Linked DNA regions of Homo sapiens: region 1 is linked to region 2. A link is a loop called in an ENCODE intact Hi-C map of the cell type or tissue named here. Cell type or tissue: breast epithelium. All regions are shown on one strand. Each heading gives the region's core, and the rest is flanking DNA. Links, peaks and the distances in the headings are about the cores only.

Evidence for each region. A loop is a pair of places that touch in the nucleus more often than their neighbours do. Peaks named below come from ENCODE experiments on the same cell type or tissue, not always from the same donor. Only the 100,000 strongest peaks of a DNase experiment are listed, where the experiment ranks them.
Region 1: it touches region 2 in a loop (15-fold over the local background); 1 of 110 quality-filtered maps calls a loop at or near these places.

What each region holds. Positions count from the first base shown.
Region 1 is chr3:12,159,800-12,165,177 of GRCh38, forward strand. It overlaps SYN2 (synapsin II), which reads left to right. Exons shown (of 13, transcript NM_133625.6): 6 at 1,747-1,809; 7 at 2,213-2,355. Among named protein-coding and RNA genes, the nearest start is that of TIMP4, 3.6 kb to the left of the region's middle. In breast epithelium, for the core only: no CTCF peak of the experiment used is centred there; no DNase peak of the experiment used is centred there; H3K27ac peaks cover 51 bases.
Region 2 is chr3:11,758,175-11,763,552 of GRCh38, forward strand. It overlaps a transcript of TAMM41 not described here. Among named protein-coding and RNA genes, the nearest start is that of TAMM41, 86 kb to the right of the region's middle. In breast epithelium, for the core only: no CTCF peak of the experiment used is centred there; a DNase peak (open chromatin) is centred at 2,046.

The DNA of each region.
Region 1 (5,378 bases), core at 72-5,071, 400 kb after region 2:
TGGGAAGCCAAGGCGGGTTGATCACCTGAGGTCAGGAGTTCGAGATCACCCTAGCCATCATGATGAAACTCCGTCCCTACTAAAAATACAAAAGTTAGCCGGGCGTGGTGGCCTACACCTGTAGTCCCAGGTACTCAGGAGGCTGAGGCAAGAGAATGGCTTGAACCCAGGAGGCGGAGGTTGAAGTGAGCTGAGACTGTGCCACTGCACTCCAGTCTGGGCGACAGAGTGAGACTCCGTCTCAAAAAAAAAAAAAAAAAAAAAAAAGTAAAAGAAAAAACAAAGAAGCAGGGGACTTGGGGGTGACTGTGACCAGAGCCTTGTCTGCTGTTTGGGCACAGTGTTGCAAGCCTCCAAATCCCAAATCTCCATGGGATTATTGCTGTGGGATGTTTCCACATGGTGCTGGACTGGATAGTGGGAGGCTGGGTTCCAATTCTGACTGTCACTGTAGCTTTGTGACTTTTGCCTCTCTGGGCCTCAGTTTTTTCTTCATAAAGTAGAGTTGAACTACGTGATTTCTAAAGCCCTTTGAAGTTCTTCTTCCCATCCTTGGCTGGCCTCAACCAGGAATGCTGAGATCCTCAGGCCAGATACCCCCAGTATCTGTTCAAATCTTAGTTCCCATAGGAGTCTGACTTTTCATCAGGGTCAACATTATTTCCTTCAAAGGATACCTTTTCATTTTGATGGTGTTAGTGATATTTGAAAAGAAGGGAATTGAAAGAGAGCTGAGTCTGACTGAAAGATGAAATGCCCGGGTTAGCATCCAGGCTGGTTCTTCATACAATGTTCAGACCAAGATAGAGGCTGATGTACTATTTGAAGGGAGCTCAGAAAGCATCCCATCTGATCTCTTCATTGGACAGATGTGAAGGCTGAGGCCCAGTGAGATACAGTGACTTGTAGAAAGTCCGTGGCAGAAGAGGACTAGAGTACTCGTCTCCTGACATCTAGCCCAGTGCTCCTTCCACTCCACAATATTACTTCTTACATCACCATTTTGTAGCAGCTTGAAATCTTGCCCTTAGAGGATAATCCTTCTTTTAAGGTTTTGTTGCTCCTCTGTTAAAGTATGGCTACCTCAGTGTAGAGTTCGCTCCCCTAAGGATCTCTCTGCATTTATAAACATACTGAATTCTTCTACCGGCTCTCTTTCAAACCCCAAGCTGGGAAGAAATGGGCCTTCACATGCAAAGCCTTGTTTGGTGGTGAGATTGGGGTATTGGTGAGCAGTGAAGAGTGTGAAAGAGGGAGAAAACAACCAGGATCATTACAGGAAAGCTGGGCCTTTGAAGGTTGTAGGTACCAAGAGGGTACATGCTGACAGGGACATCAAGATGCCAAAGATGTGTTTTTAAAATAAAAATACAGGTTTATTAAAGTACATCTACATATAGTAAAGTTCACTCTTTCAGAGATACTTTCTTTTTTTAATTCTCTTTGTCTGAGGGCCAGTCCTGCCCAGGTTTTGTCTAATGCAGAGAAAATTGACAGTGCATTTTAAAGATGTAGGGTATACCAAATAAGAGTACAGGGTTCTTGTAGCACTGCCACTAATATGCTCTGTGACCCTGGGAACTCACTGTCATTCCATGGGTCTCAGTTTTTTAATCTGTAAAGCAAGTAGATTGGACTAGTTCTTTAAAGAACCCTCCCAAGGGTATTCCCAAGAAAAATATGTGTAGGATTCCACGGAGAGATGGGCACACTCTGACAGTTTATTCATTTCTCTTCTGATTTCAGCTGACACTGCCCACGTTCCCTGTGGTGGTGAAGATTGGCCACGCTCACTCAGGCATGGGCAAGGTGAGGCAGAGAGGCCTGCTGTGCTTCAGGGTTGAACCAAGAAGGGCAGTTTTCAGAGCGCCCATTTGTGAACTGCTATTCTCCCTCTGTCACTGATGAATTCTTTCCAAAGAGAAGATGATTTGCCACCTCTAAAGCCATGAGTGTCACCCAACCAGACCTCTTTCAGTAAGCAGAATGCAAGCCACCTGCTTGGTCCTCTGGGTCCTTTGCAGCAAGTGTGGCCCTTGAGTTCTGGGAAGGGAAGCTAGGGAGAAGGGGCCTCCTGGGGAGATGTGGCACCCAGATTAGTGTCTGGATCGGATACATATTGGTGGGTTTGGAGGCTCAGGGCCCTTGTGACTTCTCAGTGTGTGTATGTGTGTGTCTCCCTTTCCCCCTTTCTGCCCTGCTCTAACATTAGGTCAAAGTGGAAAACCACTACGACTTCCAGGACATTGCCAGCGTGGTGGCTCTCACCCAGACCTATGCCACTGCAGAGCCTTTCATTGACTCCAAGTATGACATCCGGGTCCAGAAGATTGGCAACAACTACAAGGCTTACATGTGAGTAAGAGTGGGGTATGTTTTCTCCTCAGTGATGATGGAAAAGCTGAGCCTCCACATTGCAGCCAACTCTCAGATAACAGAGAGGGTGCCACTTAAGTCAGAGATTTTTTTACCTGGGTTCCTTTTAAGTCAGAGGAGGGGTCTGTGGACTAAGATGAGAAAATATATTAATATTCATTTTCACTTGCCTCTAAGGGAAATTTAGCTTTCTCTTCATTTTGAACAGAGACGACAGACTACATTAGTTACCTGTACATAGGAGTTTGTCACTAAAGGTGATTACTGATTTTCTTAGATCTTAGATCTTATAGTTGAGACACATATCTCTATGGATTATTCTCATTCCTACTTTAAAATAATGGTACTTGTTAGGCTTGCCACTACCTCCTGTTACTTAGAAACACATATTTTACTAATCACAGATTTGTTTAATATTTTTGATAACTCTAATTGGGTAGCTCTGGGATCCCATGTACTCTATCTTATACAGTTACACATCTTATATATTGTGTTCATTGGAAGGAATCCATAGGCTTCCCCAGACTGCCACAGCACAAAGTTAAAAAGTTCCTGGTATAAATATCCAGCACTGAAAAATGCTACAGAACATTAAAAGCCCAGTGCATGACTTCTCTGTAACTGTGTCCATTTGCCAGGATGGAAAGTTAAAAATTTCCTGCATTAGAATTTAGTAAAGGAAAAGATTTCAAAACTACCTGACTTTCCATAATACGCATAAAATGCAGGTGGCTTATAATTCCAATTTTGGAAATATTAATCCCCCACTTAAAGTTTACAGTGGGCCAGGCGCGGTGGCTCATGCCTGTAATCCCAGCACTTTGGGAGGCCGAGGCGGGCGGATCACGAGGTCAGGAGATCAAGACCATCCTGGCTAACATGGTGAAACCCCATCTCTACTAAAAAATACAAAGAAATTAGCCAGACGTGGTGGTGGGCGCCTCTAGTCCCAGCTACTCAGGAGGCTGAGGCAGGAGAATGGCATGAACCCGGAAGGCAGAGCTTGCAATGAGCCGAGATCGCGCCACTGCACTCCAGCCTGGGCGACAGTGCAAGACTCTGTCTCAAAAAAAAAAAAAAAAAGAGAAAAAGTTTACAGTGGTGTTTTCTTTACAAAGAAAGAACATTATTAATATATAGATTTGATCTTGGTCACTCAGGACTTCAGCAGACTTCAAGGTTGAGCAGCCTTCCCTTTCTCTTCCCCACCTGTGTCTGTTTTTCTTCTCTTACCCCCCCTTTTCACTACTTACACTCCCCACCCCTTGAGTGAGTTAGGCCCCCTCCCTGCACTCCTGTCCCATACCACCCTTCACACACCTCTTGGTTAGCACTTGCCACACATGTGTTTTGTGTCACCCTCCTCCTCCAGACTCTGAGTTCCTTGTGAACAAGAATGATGGAATCATCTCTGCATCTCCATTACCATGTATAGCAGCAGAAACATTAATAGGCACCCAATAAGTATTCAGGGAAGAACCTTTATGGAAAACTGAGGCATAGAATTTTTTTTTACCTTTATTGTCTAGATTTGTACTTTTTTAGTTTACAATTTTATATTTATAATCTTCCTGCTTCCAGAAAATAATTTAGGATTGCTTTAGAAATATGCGCAATGTGGCCAGGTGTGGTGGCTCACATCTGTAATCCCAGCAGTTTGGGAGGCCGAGGCAGGCAGATTGCTTGAGCCTAGGAGTTCAAGACCAACCTGGGAAACATGGTGAGACCCCATCTCTACAAAAAATACAAAAATTAGCTGGATGTGGTGCTTGCCTATAGTCCTAGCTACTTAGGAGTCTGAGGTGGGAGGATCACTTGAGCCTGGGAGATCGGGCTGCAGTGAGCTGTGATTGCACCACTCCAGCCTGAGTGACATGGGACCCTGTCTCAAAAAAAGAAAAGAAATATGCACAATCTAAGACAGAATAATTTAAAAACCATTATAAAAACTTGCTAAAAGAAGCAAAAAAATATATACCTTCAGGCACCTAGGAAAGCAGATTACCTATCTTTTAATTTTAAAATCCCCTAAATAAACACAAAACATTAATGACAACAGTGGAGTAAAAGTGTCTTGATCCTTAAAAGAAGACACCTAAATTTTAAGGGTTAAGGTTTCAAAAAACAACTTAAACTGAAGCATAAAAAAAGAGACTTCTAAAACATTGATGAAGGCTGGGTGACCAGAGAAGCTTTAGATAACATTTATTTACTTTTTTGGTGTGCAAGGGACCGTCAGTTATTGGAGAAATGTTTAGGCCCTCTTAGCTTCTCCTCACCACACTTCTTCCCCAAACTTGTGGCTATATTCCTGCTCTCAGAAGAAGGAATTTACTTAGCAGTAGCCAAGATTAGGCTTGGGATTCTTTTCGTCTACCCCAGCAATCACCGTGGAGATCCAGAGACAGCCACTTTGGTGTGAAGAAGGTACCATTCCTGCCTCCATCTGCAGTAGGCAATAATGTGGGTCAGCTGTGGAGGTCATATGATTTTTGGGTCTAGAGAATGGCCTCTCAGTGTCCCCTTTGCTCCCACATGCCCCAGGTAGCCTGTATGGATCTATGCCCTGCATCCCATTGTTAGAGAATGGTGTGAAGTGTTGGGGAGCTTTGCAAACTTTAAAGTGCCATGAAAATGTAAGGATGATGTTATTTTCCACTCAAAAAGGATTTTAACCTATAAATCAACAGGGTTATATAATATTTTTTCTAATATCTTAAATATTGAAAAAGTCATAGAGGTCATAGAGGTTATGGGACTGGCTTGAAACCAATTATATGAGGTTCAGTTTCTTCCTTTTTTTCTTTTCTTTTTTTTTTTTTTTTTTTTTGAGACAGAGTCTCGCTCTGCCACCAGGCTGGAATGCAGTGGTGCAATCTCAGCTCACTGCAACCTCCGCCTCCCTGGTTCAAGCAATTCCCCTCTCTCAGCCTCCTGAGTAGCTGGGACTACAGGCACCCACCACCATGCCTGGCTAATTTTTTGTATTTTAGTAGAGACGA
Region 2 (5,378 bases), core at 67-5,066:
TGGAGGTTAGAGAGCCCGCATCTCAAGGTAAGCGGGAGCTGCTAGGACACAATGCTGGAGGCCGAAGTGAGCTGTTAAGAGTTCTGGGACATTTTGTTTTTGAAGGGCAATGGAGACATTCCAGGATTTTAAGTTGGGAGCAACATGATCCGATCTGTGGGGTTTTTGTTTTGTATTGTTTTGTTTTGTTTTTTTGAGACGGAGTCTCGCTCTGTTGCCCAGGTTGGAGTGCAGTGGCATGATCTTGGCTCACTGCAATTTCCACCTCCCAGGTTCAAGCGATTCTCCTGCCTCAGCCTCCTGAGTAGCTGGGATTACATGCACGTGCCACCATGCCCAGCTAATTTTTGTATTTTTAGTAGAGACAGGGTTTCACCATGTTGGTCAGGCTGTCTCAAATTCCTGACCTCAGGTGATCCACCCACCTTGGCCTCCCAAAGTGCTGGGATTACCGGCGTGAGCCACTGCACCCGGCCAGATCTGTGTATTTTTAGTTTTTAATTCTGTTTTTGTTTTTGAGATGGAATCTTGCTGTGTTGCCCAGGCTAGAGTGCAGTGGTACTATCTCAGCTCACTGCAACCCCCGCCTCCCAGGTTCAAGTGATTCTCCCGCCTCAGCCTCCTGAGTAACTGGGATTACAGCCATGCACCACCACGCCCGGCTAATTTTTGTATTTTTAGTAGAGATGGAGTTTCGCCATGCTGGCCAGGCTGGTCTTGAACTCCTGACCTCGTGATCCACCTGCCTTGGCCTCCCAAAGTGCTGGGATTATAGGCGTGAGCCACCTTGCCCAGCCTGAGAAATATAATTTACCCTCATATTCTTTAATCTCCCCCAAATCCCATTAATTATTGCTCTTAAATAAAGAGCATTATATGCTTTAATCTCCCCAAATCCCATTAATTATTTAAGAGCAATAATTTTTAAGAGCAATTATTAATGGGATTTGGGGAGATTAAAGAATATAATGGTAAAAAATCAATTATTTTTCATCTTTGTCATTAAAAAAAAATTTGTCAGAGACCCACCTGCATTTGCTCGGCACTACTCAGCCCCACTCCGTACTGCTCACGTGGAGGGAGTGATCGCCATCTAAGAGCTTAGCGGGTGATCAACGGCACATCCATTCTTTCAGGAAACACCTAGATGCTTAATAGCAAGCATCTCTCATGTGCCAGGCACTGCACGAGGCCCTGTAAACGAGATGCCAACTCTGCTTGGAAGTGGTACGGTGGAAGGGGCATTGGGCCAGGCAGACATGGGCTCAAGCTCCTACCCCAGCACCTCCTGAGGGAACTCCTTCAACCTTTTAGGACCCTGATGTCCTCACGTGTAACACTGGAATAAAGACACCTGGCTTCCACAGCCCATGTATGGATGAATGGGAATGCATACGGAAAGCAATTGCTCAAATACATACCAATTCCTCCCACCCTACCCCAGTTCCTCCACCTTCCAGGTTTTAGCGTCTAGATGAAAACCAAATTCTATAAATCAGGTTTAAGAAAACATTCCTGGCTGGGCATGGTGGCTCACGCCTGTAATTCTAGCACTTTGGGAGGCTGAGGTGGGCAAATCACTTGACGTCAGGAGTCCGAGACTAGCCTGGCCAACATGGTGAAACTCCATCTCTACTAAAAATATGAAAATTAGCTGGGCGTGGTGGCACGCGCCTGTAATCCCAGCTATTTGGGAGGCTGAGGCAGGAGAATCGCTTGAACCCAGGAGGCAGAGGTTGCAGTGAGCCGAGATCGCGCCATTGCACTCCAGCCTGGGGGACAAGAATGAAACTCCATCTCAAAAAAAAAGAAAAAAGAAGAAGAAGAAGAAGAAAACGTTCCTGAGTAGAAAACCCACACAAAGTGGACAGACCTAATAATAATATTTCCAAAACACATCTATTGTCATCATTCTGGATGGGCAAGTAGCTGCCCTCTCAGTAAGCTTTTTTTCATTAAGGAAATATATTAGCTTACCTGTCAAACTTGTTTTCTTCCCTGTAATGCAAGCAATTGCCTATGCTTCCCAAAGCCTGGAGGCCAATCTACTGCCACTGCTGACATTGACCCAGTGGCCAGTTAGACTAATATTCAGGACTTGCCAAGGTGCTCTCTCCCTGGAGGCCTCCTAAAATCCTTAAAGCACTAACTCAACATTTCCTCTTGAGCTCTCTTCAAGCCGAATCAGTTGCTTCATTTTCACTTCTTCATAAACTTAGTTGTTAATAATTTTATTTTTCATTTTTAGCATTTGCTTGTTTTTCTAATTTCTTCCAATTTTAATTTTCTAATGTCTTGACCTTTTATAAAAGAAATGGATGATGATGCTATTCCTTCTTCTATTCCTTAGAGGACTGTAAGTACAATTTTTTGTTTTGTTTTGTTTTGTTTTGTTTTGTTTTTTGAGATAGGGTCTTGCTCTGTTGCCCAGGCTGGAGTGCAGTGGTGCAATCTTGGCTCACTGCAACCTCCACCTCCCGGGCTTAAGCGAGTCTCATGCCTCAGCCTCCTGAGAAGCTGGGACTATAGGGGCCCGCCACCATGCCTGGCTAGTTTTTGTATTTTTAGTAGGGATGGGGTTTCACCATGTTGGCCAGGCTGGTCTCAAACTCCTGGCCTCAAGTGATCCACCCGCTTTGGCCTCCCAAAGTGCTGGGATTACAGGTGTGAACCACCACGCTCGACCAAGTCATCTTAAAATCATTTTCAGGCCCAGGCGTGGTGGCTCACATCTGTAATCCCAGCACTTTGGGAGGCCGAGGTGGGCAGATCATGAGGTCAGGAGATCGAGACCATCCTGGCTAACACGGTGAAACCCCGTCTCTACTAAAAAGATACAAAAAATTAGCCAGGCATGGTGGCAGGCACCTGTAGTCCCAGCTACTCAGGAGGCTGAGGCAGGAGAATGGCGTGAACCTGGGAGGCAGAGCTTGCAGTGAGCCGAGATCGGGCCACTGCACTCCAGCTTGGGTGACAGCAAGACTCTGTCTCAAAAAAAAAAAAAAAATCATCTTCAGGTTGTTGTTTTATTTTCATTTTATCTGGAATGAATTCATCTCTTCTTGATTGCTGATTTTGTTTGGTTCTGTATCTTATTATCATTGATTTTCCTAATAGACTTTGGGATCTTGGTTTGCTCAGTCTTCTTGAGGGCACTTTTCCCCTCTTGATCACCCCAGTTTCTCTGCTGCGCTCCATCTTTCCTGTCTAGCAGTTTCTAGTTGCCTCTATCCAGCCCCTGTGGCTCCTAGTCCAGAATTGAGTCTCTGTTGGTGCCTGGGCTCTCCACTCATAGAGGAGAAATGCAGTTCCAGGCCCCAGGTCACTGCAAAGACTGGCCCAAGTCTTGGTTTCTCTGTCTCCTGAGAAACATAAGTTTATAAGCCATAGTTCCAAATAGCTGCCGACTGCAGATTTCTTAGCTTCCTTTCACAGATGCAAGGTATCTGTGCACGTGCATGTGCGTATTTGAATAAAGAGATCCTTCCCCTTCCGGGCGCGGTGGCTCACACCTGTAATCCCAGCACTTTGGGAGGCCGAGGCGGGTGGATCACCCGAGGTCAGGAGTTCAAGACCAGCCTGACCAACGTGGTGAAATCCTGTCTCTACTAAAAATACAAAAATTAGCCGTGCGTGGTGGCGAGCACCTGTAATCCCAGCTGCTTGGGAGGCTGAGGCAGGGGAATCACTTGAACCCAGAAGGTGGAGGTTGCAGTGAGCCAAGATCACGCCATCGCACTCCAGCCTGGGCAACAGAGCAAGACTCTGTCTCAAAAAAAAAAAAAAAAAAAAGAAAGAAAGAAAAGAAAAAAAGAAAAAAGAGACCCTTCCCCAGGCCCCAATTTGAAGCAGGAGGTCTGAGTTGTTCTTGCACTTTGCTTGGTGCCCTTGCCATGCCTGTCACTGAGTAAAAACCCAATTCCTGCTTCTCCACCCAGAGCCCTGCAGGCCCATTCGTCACTCATGTATCTTTGTTACTACTCCGCAGAAATATGTATTACATGTTTCAGTATAGTGGGTTTTTTTCTGTCTCTTTTTATCATTTATCTGTCATTTCATATATTTGGAAAAGGGAAACCCTCAAAGCACAATCTTAAGAAATTATCTTGACCTGAGCTCCCACACTGCCTGCACAGACCTTTGCTAGTGCACTTATTACATGGAATTATAACTGTCTACGTTGCTGACACCACCAGTTCCCCAAAGCCATGGGTCAAGTGGCAGAGCCAGGATTTGAACCTCAGTCTACTGACACCAAGTCCTCTTACCTAGTATGCCGATGGATGAATACAACCATTTACATCTTCCCATCCTGAGTGCCTTGCACAAGCTCTGGCATAAAATATGTGCTCCGTTATTATTTGTTGAGTAACTTAAACTTAGACTCCCACTACTGTCTTCTAGATTTATCATAATTCTCTTGTCCTTTTATTCCCCCTAAATCTAGCACAGTATCCCTCTATTTAGACATGCAAGGTAAGTGAACTCCTGACTCTCTCCCTATCCTGGCCTTCCTGTGCCCATAACAAACATCATGGCCAAAGAACTCTCTCTCTCATGGGTCTGACCCTTTCTGTACAACCTTTTAAGAAATTGATTGTGAGGCTGGGTACGTTGGCTCACTCCTGTAATCCCAGCACTTTGGGAGGCCAAGGCAGGTGGATCACCTGAGGTCAGGAGTTTGAGACCAGCCTGGCCAACATGGTGAAAACCCGTCTCTTCTAAAAATACAAAAAATTATCTGGGCAGTGGCGGATGCCTGGGGATGCAGGGGAATCACTTGAACCCAGAAGGCGGAGGTTGCAGTAAGCCAAGATGGCACCACTGCACTCTAGCCGGGGCAACAAGAGTGAAACTCTGTCTCAAAAAAAATAAATAAATAAAAGAAATTGATTTTGATAATCATTTGCCCTCCCAGTGTAGACACAGATTTCTCTTTTGCCAATTGGAAATCCTAAAGCCATCCTCCACCTTTTTGTTTTTTGAGACAGGGTCTACCTGTCACCCATGCTGCAGTGCAGTGGCCTGATCATGGCTCACTGCAGCCTTGACCCCTTGGGCTCAAGTGATCCTCTTGCCTCAGCCTACTGTGTGGCTGGTACTACAGGCATGTGCCACCATGCCCAGTTGATTTTTAAAAATTTATTTGTAGAGATGAGGTCTTACTATTTTGCCCAGGCTGGTCTTGAACTTGTGGGCTCAAGTGATCCTCCCACCTTGGCCTCCCAAAGTGCTGGGATTACAGGTGTGAGCCACCACACCCAGTCCCTTAAAGCTTTTGAAAGAAAAAAGATGGGAAAATTGATAAATTAAGCTCATGCAGTGGTCTGAAGGAGTGATCTGGAATTTTACTTCTCTCTTTAATTTTGGCCTAAAAT